Regions from separate parts of the Homo sapiens genome. Here region 1 is linked to region 2. Evidence: read pairs that join two places in POLR2A ChIA-PET (ENCODE). Cell type or tissue: GM12878. All regions are shown on one strand. Links, peaks and the distances in the headings refer to the core of each region. The heading gives the core; the rest is flanking DNA. Region 1 overlaps SPOCK1 (SPARC (osteonectin), cwcv and kazal like domains proteoglycan 1). Region 2 overlaps SPOCK1 (SPARC (osteonectin), cwcv and kazal like domains proteoglycan 1).

Region 1 (8,343 bases), core at 332-8,331, 60 kb after region 2:
CAACAGAACCCAGCTTGAGTCTTGGCTTCAACAAGATTATTGACTACGTAACCTTAGAAATGAACTGAACCTCACTTATCCAATCTATGAAATGAGGTTATTAATGAAGCAAGCTTCATAGAGTTTACCAAGTCAAAATGAGTTAATCCATGTAATGTGCTTAGCTAAAGGACTGATGAATGCTCATTATAAGTAATACTCTTGTTTAATAAATGATTATAAATTATATGTATTTTAACCCTTACCTCCTTTTTTTCTTTCCAAGGCCTGCTCATCATATAACTATTTTAAGGGAAAATGGTTAAAGGAAATACTTGATTGGCTTGTTGCTTTTCTTTAAAACACGGCACATTCTGGTTCCATGGTCTAAAATATGATCCAAAGAGTCAGTGACTCTTTGGATTTTACCCAGTGGAAATGAGTCCTTTAAAAAGAGGTCTAACATGTAAGCCAGAGGCAAAGGTGGGAGAAAGTGGTACTTTTTTATCATAAAGAAGCAGCAATTCAGGGGAGAAAGACAACAAGTTTCCCAGCTAGAGATGTGTTGGTTGAAGCTAGAACAAAGCCATTAGAGCTGTATATCCTGCTCAACAAGAGGAGGAAAACCACATTTTCCCAGATCTTGCTTTAAAATGCATACGGGAATGAGCATGCAAAGAATAAAATTCATAAAGCATCTCCCACCTCAAAAAAACACCAAAAAGAGAGTGAAAAGCCAAGCCACATAGTGAGAGAGAAGATACTTGCATCACTTAAAACCAACAAATGGCTTGCATATAGAACTTATACCAATCAATAAGAAAAAGACAGATAATCCAATTAAAAATAAGACACAGAAAGTATGAATAGGCACTTTACAAAATAGGATACCCATAGGCCAAAATATACCAGAATGCCTAAAAACTAAAAGATAATGGCCATACCGAGCATAAGAAAAGATGTGGAGCAACTGGAACTCCTGCACACTGCTGGCAGGAGGGCAGCATTAAAGTGCTACAGCTGCTTCAGAAAACTGTTTGGCAATAGGAACTGAAGATAAGCACATGAACCTCACAGCCCAGCAACTCCAACCCTAGGATTTTACCCAATGGAAATGAGTACAGGAATACAAAAAGATCTCAACAGAAATGTTCATAAGCAGAAATACTCAAAATTACCCTCATTTGAAAAAACTCAAATATCCACCAGGAATATTAATCAAATGGACATTGTGTTATGTTCACACAACTGAATTTTACACATAAAAAAAAATTGCTATGCATTACCAGAGATGATATTACCTACATAACAGTGACTGACAAAAGGCCAGACATAGAAGAATATAAACTGTGTGAGTCCATCTATCCATCTATATAAAGTTCAAAAAAGGGCAAAACTAACATATGATGAAAAGTTAGAACAGCAGTATCCTTTGGAAACAAGGGAGGTGAAAGGAGTCAGGAGGAGAATACAATTAGGGGAGCATGAGCGAGGCTTTTGGAGTAACAGTAATATTCTGTTTCTTGATCTCAGGGATGGTTACATGGGTGTGCTCACTTTGTGGTAAGTCCATTCTATTCATGTACTTTGCACACATGCGTATCACATTTTAATAAAGGTTTGAGAAATAAGTGAAACAGAAACAGGCTATTCTGATGTCTTGATATGATTGACATGGGCCACTGCTTAGTTGTAAATAAAGAAATACTCTGAGCCAGAAAAAGGTATTTCCAGGGAAACCTTCATATGGCAGAACGGACAGGTTTCCTAATACCAGGTGAACTGCTGAAGGCGTACATCCCACAGTTAGGGAGAAGCGGGGCCCTTGTCTAGTCTCAACCCTGACAGGTCTGGAAAGCCAGAAAGGCACAAGGGAAGCCTAGTACTGGCACAAGTAGTAATTAACATATTGATCGCTTACTAAGTGCTGGTATCTTTCCAAGTGCATAAAACATCTCAATTGATGTAATCCTCATTACTCTCTCTTTTATTTTTCAAGTGAAGTAACTAAGCACAGAGGAATTTGGGGGTTGGCCTGAGGACACACAGCTGGTAAAAGCCAGAGCCTAGATTCACCTGGTAGTCTTGATCCAGAACCCACATGCTTAACAGCACAATTGACCACCTCCCTGAACTACCTGGTGATCTATAGAATAGGAAATCCATCCATCTGCCTCAGCAGAAGCATGCATGCCAGCCCAGAAAAGAGCAGACAGACACTGGAGGAGCAGAGCCACCAGGGATGGGCACCAACCACATGACAGGCAACAGGCTAAGCAAGCTCTCTGTCCCAAATTTGATTTAATTCTCACAACAGTCCTCTAATCTAGCTATGATTACTGGCCCTATTTGAAAGATGAAAAACGTGAGGCTCAAAAGAGTTAACTTTACACAGCCAGGGAGGGGCACAGGCAGGTTGCAAGTGTGTAATTCCTTCACCTGAAAGGTCAGTAAGATCTCCCAGGTCCTACAAACCAGAATCAGAACAGGCCCTGACATCATGGTGTTTCCATGGCAACTCCAGGAGGCCACCACAACTGAGGTCAGGTATGGGCAAAGGAGTTCACACCTATAAGACTGCTTTATATGTCCAGGCTAGAACCAAATGCAGCAAATAACGGAGCTCCCTTGAGCAAGGAGAGGGGTAAGCTGAGCTATGAGAACTCCATGCAAATGAAAGCTGATGGGAGGCTTGGACATGCCCTGCCTGGAGTGGTGGAGAGGACCTCTGTTTTATCTGTCCCACAGGCTTCCCCCTTCTTCCAAGCAAACCATTTACGTAAGGTCCAGGCATGGCTGACCACACCCCCAGCCAGGCTGGCCACTGTGAGCTCACACTCCTTGCCACAGCAATGCATCAAGGAATGGATGCATGACCTTCACAGCTTGGTAAAAACCCTTCCTGTTTGCATGTGGATGCCAGAGAGAAAGGGTTCTCTCTCCACATGGCCCTATTAGGAAGAGGCTGGCTTGGAACTGCCAGAGAAGATCTTCCCAGTCATGTGATAAAAGCATCTCTGAGAATAAATCCAATGTGCCAAAGGAGCTGCAGCCAAGAGAGAGGAGAAAGCGAGTGCAAGCCTGGATGCAGCCATGCCTGAAGTCCAACAAAGAACTTTCAAATTACAGGGAACAATAACTCGGCTTTGTATGTAAGCCAGCCTGAACTAAATTTCATTCATGTGTAACCATGAGAATCCTAACACAGTAGAGGTCTCTGGATGAGGGATGAGGAAGGAATATTTTCCAAAGCAAGAAACTGCAGACTAAAGGGGGTGAAGCTGAACAGTCTTAATTACCCCTGAGGAGAGTTTCGAATGGGAACTACCCTAAGCTAAACCCCTAAAAGTGTTGCTCAGCATCCAGAAAAGGAAGGAGCTTGGTTTCATAGGAAAACCCTATGCTGTCCATTCACTGGTGTAGTTAAAAAAAAAAAAAAAAAAAAAAAAAAAAAAAAAAAAAAAAAAAAAGTTGGAGGAGCCAGACCAAAATGCTGGGGCAGCTACCATGGGTGTGGATGTGATCTGAAAAGATGGAGTCACCCATCACCTTCCAGAGAAAACAATTGTTAGAACGAAGCCCTTCCCAGGACAGAACTAGTGCATAGCCAGCTAGTCTTCTGCACATGAATCTCTACAGCGTAATGCACTGACGCATCTTTAAGATTTTCCTTTGATTTTCATTCCATACAGGATTCAGCCACTGAGAAAGAACAAAATGGTATTTTACTACCTGTAGATACACATCCTAACTTTTAAATTCGTATATTCAGATAGGAAGGGAGTTGGCAATAAGAGGTAATTAAACCCATAAATCCACTGATTTATCACTGGACAAACACGAAACTGGCACCATGACAGTAAACTCTTTGCAGGCCACATTTCCCTCAGAGTCGCTGCTGCAAACACGGCGGAAAATCCTGATTTGGAGTAAGAAATAATTTCATTTTAATCTTGTTTATCTTCTTGTAATCTTGTTTATTACTAGGGTCACTAGTAATCCCCTGTGACCAGTACCCATCTGGCACATTCTTTTAAGAAAACTGTGGCCACTGCTGTTTCATTCAATTCTGCAGTTGGTTTGTTGAATTTTTTTTTTTTTTTTTTTTTTTTTTTTTTTTGATGCACATTGTAGGCCATTGGGTATTGGGCTTATTTCTTTAAATAAATCTAATAAACGAACACACAGCACCATTTATTTCAGGAATATTTTGAAAGCACAAATAAGACTTTGGCAGCTTTTATTAGAGCACATGAAATGCTGTCTCCAGGGGAGTTCACAGAGCCCAACAAATTAGTTTAATCTCAAGTGGACCATGATGAAGGAAAGTGATCCACCAAAGCAATATGCAATTAGTACTAATATTCTGCAATTCTGTAGCTTGCATCATCTGAGCATTTTAGGATGGACTACATGCTTTAATAAATTCTGACAATGCCCTCTAGAGCTTCAAATCTCAAACTTTAGCCTGCATCAGAATCACAGAGGAAGTGAAAAAAAAGAGGCAGATCCCTGGGACTTACCCACAGAAATTCTGATTCAGGAAACCTGTCATGGGGCTCTGAAATCCCACCTTGCCCCTCCCCAGTGTGAGTGTGCTCCTGGTATGAATCATGAATACTACCATAAAGAAAGGTAATACCACTTTCCCTATACACAGACAAGAGCTCGGAATAAGCAGAAGCTTGACACTTGCTGTAGGGCAGCGCCATCCAATAAAACTTTCAACGATGCACCGGGCGTGGTGGCTCACGCCTGTAATCCCAGCACTTTGGGAGGCCGAGGCGGGTGGATCATGAGGTCAGGAGATCGAGACCATCCTCGCTAACACGGTGAAACCCCGTCTCTACTAAAAATACAAAAAAATTAGCCGGGCGTGGTGGCATGCGCCTGTAGTCCCAGCTACTCGGGAGGCTGAGGCAGGAGAATGGCATGAACCCGGGAGGCGGAGCTTGCAGTGAGCCGAGATAGCACTGCACTCCAGCCTGGGTGACAGAGCGACACTCCATCTCAAAAAGTGGTGCTGGAAATGGTCCCTATTCTGCACTGCCCAAAACAGTAGCCACTGGGCTAATGACCTCTTGAAATATCACTAGTATGACTGAGGAATTGAGCATTTAATCTTATTTAATTTCAATGAATTTAAATTTAAATGGCCACATATGTCTTTTGGCTTCTTTATCGAACCATATGGTACTAGATGAAACAGCAGCATCTAAGAAAAAATAATTGAGAGTTAGCTGTACTAGATCATATTTATTTCCATCATGAGAAAAACTACAGCAATTTCCTATATTAATAGATACAGGCAAAATGGCTTGGATTGAGTACATACTGTGCATTATAAGTCTCTCAAAAACCCTGTATTAGTTACGTTTTATAGGTGAAGAGACTGAGATCCAAGAAGCTAAGTGATCTGCCCAAGGATGCAGGGCTGGCCAGGACACAGTCAAGAGTTGAACACAAGTCCTACAATTCCAACACCCATGCTGTCTCCATCACAACACACTGCCTCCATGTAGATGAGCTCAACTGAAAACACAAAGGCCAAGGCCGTGGAAGTTGTCACCTCCCTTATCTCAAACTGACATTTTCCATTATTTTCCACATATCAGCTGGCATTCCTACCCAGGGTTCTATACATAAATAAAGACAGCATCCCACAGAGAAGGGAAGATGTTCCAGGACCAGGATTTGACCCTATTGCTTCTCCTACTTTCCATCTCTCCCCTCTGGTTCACTCTGCTCCAGTCACTCTGATCTGCTGCTGCAGCAACGTTTCAGGCACATTCTTGCCTCAGGGCCTTTGCACTTGCTGTTTTCTTATCTGAAATATTTTTCCTTCAGATATCCACATAGCTTACTACCTCTTTCTTGAGATCTCTGCCCAGCTGCCCTTTACAAATGAATCCTTCCTTCACTAGCTATTAAAAGAAGACCAAACTCCTCTTTCCACCCCCATGATCTCCTACTTCTGGCACTGCCCTTCTCCCTTTATTTTTCTCTGTAGGATTCATCACTCATTTATTGCCTGTCTTCCTCTACTCCCTCTAGGACATCAGCTGCATGAGGGCAGGTATTTCATTCTGGTCACTGATGCATCCCAGCACTTGACCCACGGGAGATACTGCACAAATACCCTGAATAAATACCTAGATATACAACCAAAGTTCACCTGCATGGCTGCAATACAGCTGTTTTTTGTTCTTTATGCTTTTCTGTACTTCCCCAACATTCTACAATAAACTATGTCCCCTGCAGTCACAAATCGACATGCCTTTCACATAATGCTACTCAGTGGTCACTGTGTTGCTCTAAATGTCACTGCCTCCATGAAAGCTCACTTTATATCTACCCTACTTGCCACTGTTCCTCCTTAGAGCTCTACCACCAGCAGCACAGAGCTAATATTCCCTGGAAACAGAGATGAGCATGTCTATGTTTCATCAAAACTGTTGGATCGAAGAGCTCACCACAGGGCCAGCCAATGAACAATTCTCCACTTATTTCATTTAAGAAAAATACAACTTTATCACTTCTGACAATTTTACAATTGCAATGAAGGCTGAGAATTAAAGGACCCAGTATTTGCTAAAGTAGCCACGTGACTTTTTCCCCCAGTACAGGCCAACTACAGACACTGTTTATAATGCTGGCATCAGGGAGTTAAGGGTACACTCACTTCACTGACCAAGCAAGTTTAGTTAATACATTTTTACTGAAAAAAAAAAAATACATATTATTGGGTGTGGTTTCTGATTTATGTGAATCAAATATGAGTGGAGTTATATATTAAAATAATAAATACACATGGCATACTACTTCATTTTACAGTGTTTTTCCTCATTTATCACCTTCCTGAATCTTCTGAACAACTCAGTAGGGGGTGGTTTACTCTTATTCCTGTTAAGAAGTTGCTATGGGCTGAATGTTTGTGTCTCCCCCAGATTTTTTGTTGATACCTAACCCCCAATGTGAGGTGTCAGGAGGTAGAGTCTTCAGGAGGTGATTAGGTTGTGAGGGCACAGCCCTCATGAATGGGATTAGTGCCCTCATAAAAGAGACCCTGAAGAGACCCCGCATTCCTTCTGCCACATGAGGACACAGTGAGAAAACAGCATCTATGAGGAATGGGCCCTCTTCAGATGATGAATCTGCCAGTGCCTGGATCTTGGACTTCCCAGCTTCCAGACAGTGAGAAATAAGTATCTGTTGTTTACAAGCCACCCAACATATGGTATTGTTGTTACCGTGGCCTGAACAGACTAAGTCAGAAGCTGAGGAAACAAAAGCACAGAAAGGCAATATGCATGCCTTTCTCAAATATCACCAAGTCACGCAAGGGGAGCCCGCATTCAAACTCAGGACTCAGGTTGCATTAAAGGACGTCATTTCTAGTCACGAGTGATGAGCAAAGCAGCAAGGCTGGGCGTCCAAGTAATGGAGAGGCTGGGATGGGTGACTGCAAAGCATGGCATGGCCGACTGAACGCGAACTAAAGGAGCATCCAGGCTGTGAAATTGTGCTCCCGGCTCTGTCTGTGAACATTACTGTTGGACAAGTGCTGCCCAGTGAATCAGGGGATGAAAAGGCTTTCCCACTGACCTGGCACTAATGCAGGCCTCATAAGTAAATAGCACTCATCTGTGACAAGCACCGATAAATCACAGTTTAGGGCTTTCCTCTGGAAGGACTGGTGGAGATGTCCGGACTAGCATAATTCATCATCCCAGAGAGACAGGTTAAAAGGTACATTCAATGCTATGCAGAATCTTGACACAGGCTCACACAGGTGGGAGACTGGGGACTTGGGATTTGAAGAAGCCCATGTATGGAATAGCAGAGACCTAACAGCAGGCTTCCTGAGACCAGGCTACCCAAGCCCTCCTGCAAAACGGGGAGATAGGCACAGCTAATCCCAATGAACTGCAATGTACTTTGCTTAAAGAATTTTAGCTGGAGTGCACCTCAAGAAGGACAGACAAGAGTATCTATGTGTGTATATATGTACAAACACACAATACATACATACACATGCAATAGATACATATGTGTATATGTATATAAACATAATATGTATGTATATTTTCTTTTTGCCTTTTCTTGAAGTTAAGCTTCAATTAAAGAGGGATGTATATACACACACATACATGTATGTATGCATATCTTTATGTGTGTGAATACACACATACATGTATATTTTTATACAAATAAGTGTGTATGTGTCTACTTATCTCCCTTTAATTAAGACTGTCCTCAGAATGCGTCTCCTTTGGAATTACTGAGTAAACTATGATTCATTCACTCCACAGCATATCATGATACATTAGAAAAGATGCTTCCAAAGAATCTGAAATAATGAGA
Region 2 (8,343 bases), core at 123-8,122:
ACAGGCACTGGGAGCAACCTGGGCTGCCCAGTCCAGGCCTTCTTAAATTCTGATTAGGGGAATTTGTGGTCAGACTGCAGCTGCTCCTGGAAAAGCATCATCCCCAGTAGACATACAATGGGAATCTTCAACCTATCTTGACTGGGATACAGCAGGAAACTTACAGACAGAATAAAATGATGAACTTATTTTTGCCTTTCCATTTATAGTTAAGAACAGTAAGATAAAGGGGAGAAAAAAAGAAAATAATGTATATTGATCTTGGCAAAAGTATGAATTGGGACATGTGAATGCATGTGAAGGAAACTCAATGTGAACTAGCTCAGCCAAGGAATACACCTCCCTAGCTCATAAAAACAAACAGCTAAAAGGGGGGCTGGTCTCGAGGATGACTGGTACCAGAGGCTAGTCTAGTACCAGGTCCTAGAGACACCTCTGGTAGCTCTCAGGCCCCCAGTCACTCCTTTTGATCAGGAGACAGACCCTATGGGAAGATGACACTCTCACTTGAATCACAAGATTAGGCAAGAGGAGAGACCCATCTGCTAGAAAGGTGGATGGCTAATGTCTGGTCAGACCAAACAACAGATGTCCATAACAGGGGGCTCAGACGAGAGATGTATTAAGCTAGGAGCAGCCTTGTCACTGTGCTGTAGAGCAGCAGTCCCCAGCCTTTTTGGCACCAGGGACCAGTTCGTGGAAGCAAATTTTTCCACAGACCAGGAGGTGGGGTTGGGGGAAGGGGGTGCACAGAGATGGTTTCAGGATGAAACTGTTCCACCTCAAATCATCAGGCATTAGATTCTCATAAGGAGTGCACAACCTAGGTCCCTCACATGTACAGCTCACAATAGGGTTCGTACTCCTATGAGAATCTAATACCGCAACTGATCTGACAGGAGGCAGAGCTCAGGCAGTAAGGCTCACTCACCCTGCCGCTCACCTCCTGCTGTGCAGCCCATGGGTAGGGGACCCCTGCTGTAGAGTAGTGACAATGAAGGCAGCCTTTGGCCAATGAAGGAAAGGCAATGCAAGACTCGCCCATGCTCCACTCTTAACAAAAGGGGCCAGTCAGAGACAAGATTGGATACTCTGGAAACTAAGCTTGCCCCATCTTTCTTTATATGCAAACATCTTTTGGCAACAACCTAACATAAACTCAGAGCCACTGAGTGCACGTAAGATGCATGCTTGGTTGTAGTCTCTTGGGTAGCTAACTTCTTAAACTTTGTGCAAGAGCCTTGTCTCAAACCAATAGCATCCCTGCAGAAAGACAGACCCAGCCAGTCAGAAAAAGACATTCACACCCAAGGACTTGGGGATTCTCCTTGGAAAGAAAAATCGCCCCATCAGCTTCCTGCAAAATGAATGTTAGAAGGAAACAGCGAGAGCAAAACAAAACACCACAGCCTGGGCTGTCTATTAAAAAGCAAACACTCATAGGTAATGTTTATTTTATTCCTTGTGTTTATTTGGAAATTTTAAACATAAAGAGTCTTTACTACTTCTGTAAGAAGAAAAGTAAAACTTCATTTTAAAAAATATATAGCATCAGAATTAAACTGATATGTATTAAATTATTTCCTATTTATCTATCAACTTTGGGGATAGGAATTTCAGATGTCACATTGTTTAGTCCTTTTCTATATCCTTTTCTGAAAATATTATAATAGGACCTGTTTGATCATTTTGAATACTTTCAAAATATATTAAACCTGATCACATCACATCATATCTTTTTATTGAATTTTTTTGTTGAGATCATTGTGGATTCATATGCAGTTGTAAGAAATAATCCAGAGACATTCCATTTTCCTTTACCCAACCTCCCCAGAAAGTGACTTCTTACAAAACATTCCATTTTCCTTTACCCAACCTCCCCAGAAAGTGACTTCTTACAAAACTAAGTATAACTGTATTTGCACTATTTGTGTATGTGTGTGTATGTATGCCTAGTTCCACAAAATTCCATCACATGTATACCTTCCTGTATCCACTACCATGGTCAAATACAAAACAGTTCCATCACCACAAGGATCCCTGGTGTTACCCCCTTTTTTTTTTTTGAGATGGAGTTTCACTCTTGTCCCCCAGGCTGGAGTATAATGGCATGATCTTGGCTCACTGTAACCTCCACCTTCCCGGGTTCAAGTGATCCTCCTGCCTCAGCCTCCTGAGTAGCTGAGATTATAGGCATGCGCCACCACAACCAGCTAATTTTTGTATTTTTAGTAGAGGCAGGGTTTCACCATGTTGGCCAGGCTGGTCTCGAACTCCTGTCCTCAGGTGATGGAGACCCACTTCAGCCTCCCAAAGTGCTGGGATTATAGGCGTGAGCCACCGCACCCGGCTGGTGTCACCCTTTTATAACCCACCCACCTTCCTGCTGACCCTGCCCCCTTGTTCCCCTACTATCCCTAACCCCTGGCAACTATCAATCTTTTCTCCATTTCTAAAATGTGGGCATTTCAAAAATATTATATAATTATACAGTCTAACATTTTGGGGACTGACTTTTTTCACTCAGCAAAATTTCCTGAAGATTCACCCAGGATGTTGCATGTATCAGCAGTGCATTCCTTTATTATTGCAAAGTACTATTCCATGGTATGGATATGCTACAGCTGGTTTAACCACTCACTCACTGAAGGCCCTCTGGCCTGATTCCAGATTGTAGCTATTGTAAATAAAGCTGCTAATAAACACTCATGTGCAGGTTCTTACATGAACATACATTTTCATTTCTCTGGGATAAATGCTCAAGAGTGCAATTGCTGCCCTGTATGGTACTAGCATTCCACAGTGACTATGTCACTTTACATTCCCACCAGGAACACAGGAGTTATTCAGTTTCTCCACAACCTTGCCAGCATTGGGTGTTGCCACTATTTTTCACTTTAGCCATTCTGTTAGGTGTCTAGTGATATCCCACTGTTACACTTTAACTTGCATTTCCCTGATGATGGTGAACATCATTTCATGTTCTTACATGCCATCTGTATATATTCTCCTTGGTGAATGTCTCTTCATATCTTTTACTCATTTCAGATTGGCTTGTTTTTTCACTCTTGAGTTTTAAGAGTTCTTTACATATTCTCAACACTTGCCACCTGTAAGATATGTGATTTGCAAATATTTTCCAGTCTAGTTTGTCTTTTCACTTCTTAACAGAGTTTTTCACCCTTTTTTAAAAATTTTTTAATAAGCCCAGTTTACCAAACTTTCCTCTTATGAATCAGGTTTTTGGTGTCAAGTCTGAATTCTTTGTCTAGGCCTAAATCCTGAAGATTTTTAATGTTTTTTTCCTAAAAGTTGTATAGTTTTAAATTTTACATTTAAGTTCATGATGCATTTTGAGTGAATTTCTGTCTATGGATGAGGCTTCGGTCCAGATTCGTTTCTTTGCCTATGAATGTCCAGCTGCTCCCGCATCACTTATTGGAAAGGCTGTCTTTTCTCCCTTGAATTGCACCTTTGTCAAAAAGCAGTTGAGTATATTTGCCTGGCTCTCTTTCTGGGTTATCTATTCTGTTTCACGGATCCATGTGTCTATCCCCCTGCCAGTACCACACTGTCTTGATTACTGTAGCTATACAGTAAGCCTTAAAATCAGGTAGAGTGATTCCTCCTACTTTATTCTTCTTTGTCAAAATCACTTTAGCTATTCTAGGGCCTGTGCCTTTCCATATAAATTTTCAGAATAACCTTATCCATGTTTACCAAAAAACCTTGCTGCAATTTTGATAGGAATTTCATTGAACCTGTATAGCAATTTGGAGAAAATGAACATCTTTACCATGTTAAGTCTCCAAATCCATTAACGAGATATGTCTTTCTGTTCATTCAGGTCTTCTTTGATTTCTATCATCAGTGTTTTTTACACTGTAAATATAATACAATTTGTATTTGTCAGTTGAAATAGATGTGTTATTCCGCACTATCATGGATGGAGGGAAGATCTTTGTTTCAGGCTACATGGAACATACTGTGGTTAATCCCAGTCCTGCTCATTGTATTTGCCTACTTGGACTCCTTTCTAGACCTGCATCACCATTTGACAATATTCAGAATACCGATCCTAAATATCAGCAGTCCTCACCCTTTTTGGCACCAGGGACTTGTTTCATAGAAGACAGTTTTTCCATGGACCAGGGGAGGGGCAGGCAGGGATGGTTTCAGGATGATTCAAGTACATTATATTTATTGTGTACTTTATTTCTATTATTACATACATATGAAATAATTATACAACTCACCATAACATAGAATCAGTGGGAGCCCTGAGCTTATTTTCCTGAATCTAAATGGTTCCATCTGGGGATGATGAGAGACAGTGACAGATCATCAGGCATTAGATTCTCATAAGAAGAGCACAACCTAGACCCCTAACATGTGCAGTTCACAACAGGGTTCATGTGCCTATGAGAATCTAATGCTGCTGCTGATCTGACAGGAGGTGGAGCTCAGGCAGTGATGCAAGCAATGGGGAGTGACTGTAAATACAGATAAAGCTCTGCTTGCTCACCTGTCGCTCACCTCCTGCTGTGTGACCCTGTTCCTAACAGGCCATGGACCAGTACTAGTCCATGGCCTGGGGACTGGGGACCCCTGCTATACATGTCTTAAGTGTATATCTAAATATTTCTTTTTCTTTGGAGTAATTATACATGATATTAACTTCAATTTTCACATATTCATTGTTAGTATGAGGATATGCACTTTTTTTTTTTTTTTTTTTTTTTTTGGTTATTGATCTTGTATCCTGTGACTTTGCCGATCTCACTTACTGATTCTAGGAGGCTGTATTTCCTTTAAAAAAAATTTCTTGGGATTTACTACACAACTATGTGATCTGCCAATAGGCACAGCTTTATTTCTTCCAGTGCCCTTTATTTATTTTTCTTGCCTCACTGCAGTGACCACAATTTCCAGTACTAGGATGAATAAGAGTGGTGAGAGCAGACATTCTTGCCTTGTTCTTCAAGGCAAAGGGTTTCCTCAGACCAGGCCATCTAGTGTCACCTGGCTGGAAAGGACAGTCTGAGGTCCATGAGGATGAGAAGACATCCTGAGTGCCCTCTGCCAGTGTCCCCAGCTGCCCAGGTGTCTCTGGGTAGGGAAAAGGAGTTTTGAGCTCACAGGGATAAAGAGGCTTCCCATACCAGGCCACTTATTGTGGGGCCTGTTCTGCTGATGGCCCCCAGACACTGTGGCCTCTCTCAGTAGAGGACAGGATTCTCAGGACCAGCAGGGAGGCCAGTATTTCCCTTAGCCTCTTACCCTGGGGCTGGGTTCAGCCTCTTACCCTGCTGGGGCTGCTTTCTTCTGCTGGGTGGTGGGTCAGGAAACACCATGCCTGGGCCACCTTCTCCTGTTGGGCAAGGGGAGGATGTAGATGCCCTGCTGCTGCATCGCCTTTCCAGCACTGGACTCCCAAACCAGCTCACCTTCTTACCACTTTCATCATTCTCTTTTGGTTGCCTCTTGTGCTATTTCCAGCGTTTATTATCATATTTAACAGAGAAGAGCAGAAAGAAACAAGTCTATACGATCTTGTCCAGGCCATAAATCATATCATATCCCATTGTATCTTTTTAAAAGTTAGGGTGAGTGAGATATTTCTTTCAATACAATTCTAAATAATATATGTAGACGCTGGTCCCTACAGGAAACAGACCTTAATTCCTCCCCTCCTCCCCTTGAGGGTGGGCTAGGGTTAGTGACTTGCCTCCAAAGAAGAGTAGGGAAAGGGGAAATCATGGCTTTACAGAGAGGCAGCCTGAAAAACACCATGTTCACCAACTGATCGAAGTCTGGAGTTTAGTTAATTAGTGATGTACTAATGTGTTTCTTAGGTTTGACAAGTATATTACTAAATACCAAACATTCTTCCAATAAAAATTGCTCATCAGAGAGATGAACATCTTACAACACTGACATTAAAGGGTTTTTGCCTAAATATTGCTGACCTGGAAGTGCCTCACTGAGCACATATTATTTCATCTCAGAGACAGTACTGCTACGGAAGTGACAAAACCAAGTGCATGCTTTGTGTCTGCTCCTTCTAGTAGGCAGTGACCTGGGGACCAGACATTTGGGGCTGAATCATTGGCAAAGTGGGAGCTGAGGCTCCCAGGAAGATCTAGCGTCACTTTGTCTTTCCTGCATGGTTTCTTTGATGTAGGATGTTGTAAGGAATGCTGAATACTGTCCTAAAATATCCAGGTCAGGGAGCCATGGCCAAGTCCTCTGACCTGTTGGATGGCAAGTGTAAACCTTCAGAGGGAGTGTGTCACCTAGAGAGACAAGGTAAAAGGGTGTTTATGTTCAGATTACCTTATGGTCATCAGGAAAAACAATGTGGCCGGTATTCATTATTCACTCATGAGTCATAAGTAGAACCTCTGTAAAATAACTGCACGCAAAACCTTAACGCCTTATTTCAACCACTAGTTTCAACCTGAGTCCTGGTAATACCAATGATCACAAGTGCTGACAAGAAAAACATGCCCAGATAAAGTGTGGCTACATGTTAGAGAAATGAGTATGGGCAGAAAGATGCCTACGTTTGGAGGTATGTATACAAGTGAAATGTTGGTGGGTATACACACATGTGTGAGCAGGTAGATGCACGTGTCTGTGTGAAAACACTGCTCTGTGTGAAGATTTGCAACAGGGGTCTGGGTATGAATGCCACAGTGTGGCAGACAAGTGAGAACTACAAAGAGTGTGTGTTTATACATAAGAGTAGTACAGATATGACCACTAGGAGTATAGGAGTCTGTTAGTGTGTAAGGATGGAATGTGTGAGTACAAGAGGCAGGCAGCTCACATAGGTGGTTCGGCTTCTGATCATCCGTACATGTTAATGTCTGTGGGGGGTGTATACATGAACATGAAAGTCTGTGTTTAAAGCCTCTCCTTTGATGGAGGCCCCGGATAAATGAAACTATGCTAACATTTTGCAAGTCCAGCATCATGCTCAGACACAGGCAGGGAGAGCCTCCACTCTGTGCCTGATCTGACTGCGTCCCTCCCAGGGCGGTGGGGCTTCTGTAGGGCTTAGAAAAAAATGACCAGCCAGAGCTCATGCTTTGCCTTTCCAGCCCATGTCCTTGGTCCCTGAGATCCCAGAATTTTCTGCCCAAATGGCCCTGAGCCACCTTCCATGACTATCTGGCCTGTCCTCCAGGTCTATCCTTTTGAGGTGGCCTAAGCTGCCAGTGAGGGCCCTCTAGGCCCAGGAGAGGCCATGGGGCAGTGGTTTGCAGTGACGAGGGGGTTACAATCAGCACCTTGCTGGCTGTCTGCCGGCATGCACACCAGGCCCTTCATGGAGTAGGATGAAGCCAATGGTGGTCAGTGAATGGGAGCTCTTTTCACACAGCCACACCCCAAGCATTATCAGGGTTAAGCTGCCAAGGAAGGAGGACAGAACACATGTTATTGTTTAACAGTGGGTTAGCCTGATTTATGATTTAGTTATTTAGACAGGAGGTATGTGAACCTCTGCTTAAACTCTCCCTGTAGGCCCCACAAATGTTAGAGGCAGGCTGTGCATAGATGTACATAAGAGCATGCTTGCCCAGGTTTCTTTGAGCTCTACCAAACCTAGTCTCCAGCCCTTAGGTCCTGAGGTATAGAGATGTAGACTGGGGCTATGGTCATATCTGACCTGGATTGGGGAGGGAATGGTTTAGAATCAGCTCATACAAGTACACACTCTGCAGACCCTAAAAACTGGTTCCTTTCCCTTATCAATTCCCCACTGGTCACACATATAGATGCACAGCAGGAAAACATCTACTGAGCACAGAAATATGTCAGGCCTGGGAGCTTCCTGAACTGGACAAGATACCTGAATATAATGAAGAGCTCATTTCAGCAAACTATACTTGGTCACTGGTAAACCCATAGCACCCTCACAGCCCCCAACCAATACCATTCAGATCTAATTACTCTGGGGTGAGGACCAACGCAGGGATGAGAGGCCTGTTATCGAAAACCACTTTAGCACTGCTCCAGCTCACAGCCACACTGTCCTCTATAATGACTTCACCCAATTAGCTTGCTAGCAGTCTGCCTTTTGTAAATCAGCGATGCCAATGGAATGAATTCTGCACCGAAAGGGAAGGGCAAGCAACTGGTAATTGCATGGAAATCATTAATTGCCTTTCAGGTTAAGTGAATTATCATTATTTCCTCCATTTGGTGGCACTGTGTGCAGATGAGGTCAAGCGGGCAGCCCACCATGAGCTCCCATTCCCAGCATTCACTCATTCAGTGAATGGAAGAGTGGCAGTGTGTGCCTCTCTGAGAGGCAGAGGACTAAGAGTGCTGGGC

Evidence for each region. Peaks named below come from ENCODE experiments on the same cell type or tissue, not always from the same donor. Only the 100,000 strongest peaks of a DNase experiment are listed, where the experiment ranks them.
Region 1: POLR2A ChIA-PET joins it to region 2 with 11 read pairs; 2 of 35 experiments call an interaction of 5 or more read pairs at or near these places.

Annotation. Positions count from the first base shown.
Region 1 is chr5:137,289,023-137,297,365 of GRCh38, forward strand. All of the region lies in intron 2 of SPOCK1 (SPARC (osteonectin), cwcv and kazal like domains proteoglycan 1), which reads right to left. Among named protein-coding and RNA genes, the nearest start is that of SPOCK1, 210 kb to the right of the region's middle. In GM12878, for the core only: no CTCF peak of the experiment used is centred there; a DNase peak (open chromatin) is centred at 4,501.
Region 2 is chr5:137,228,995-137,237,337 of GRCh38, forward strand. All of the region lies in intron 3 of SPOCK1 (SPARC (osteonectin), cwcv and kazal like domains proteoglycan 1), which reads right to left. Among named protein-coding and RNA genes, the nearest start is that of SPOCK1, 270 kb to the right of the region's middle. RefSeq lists an enhancer at 5,622-6,821. In GM12878, for the core only: no CTCF peak of the experiment used is centred there; a DNase peak (open chromatin) is centred at 6,440; H3K27me3 peaks cover 120 bases.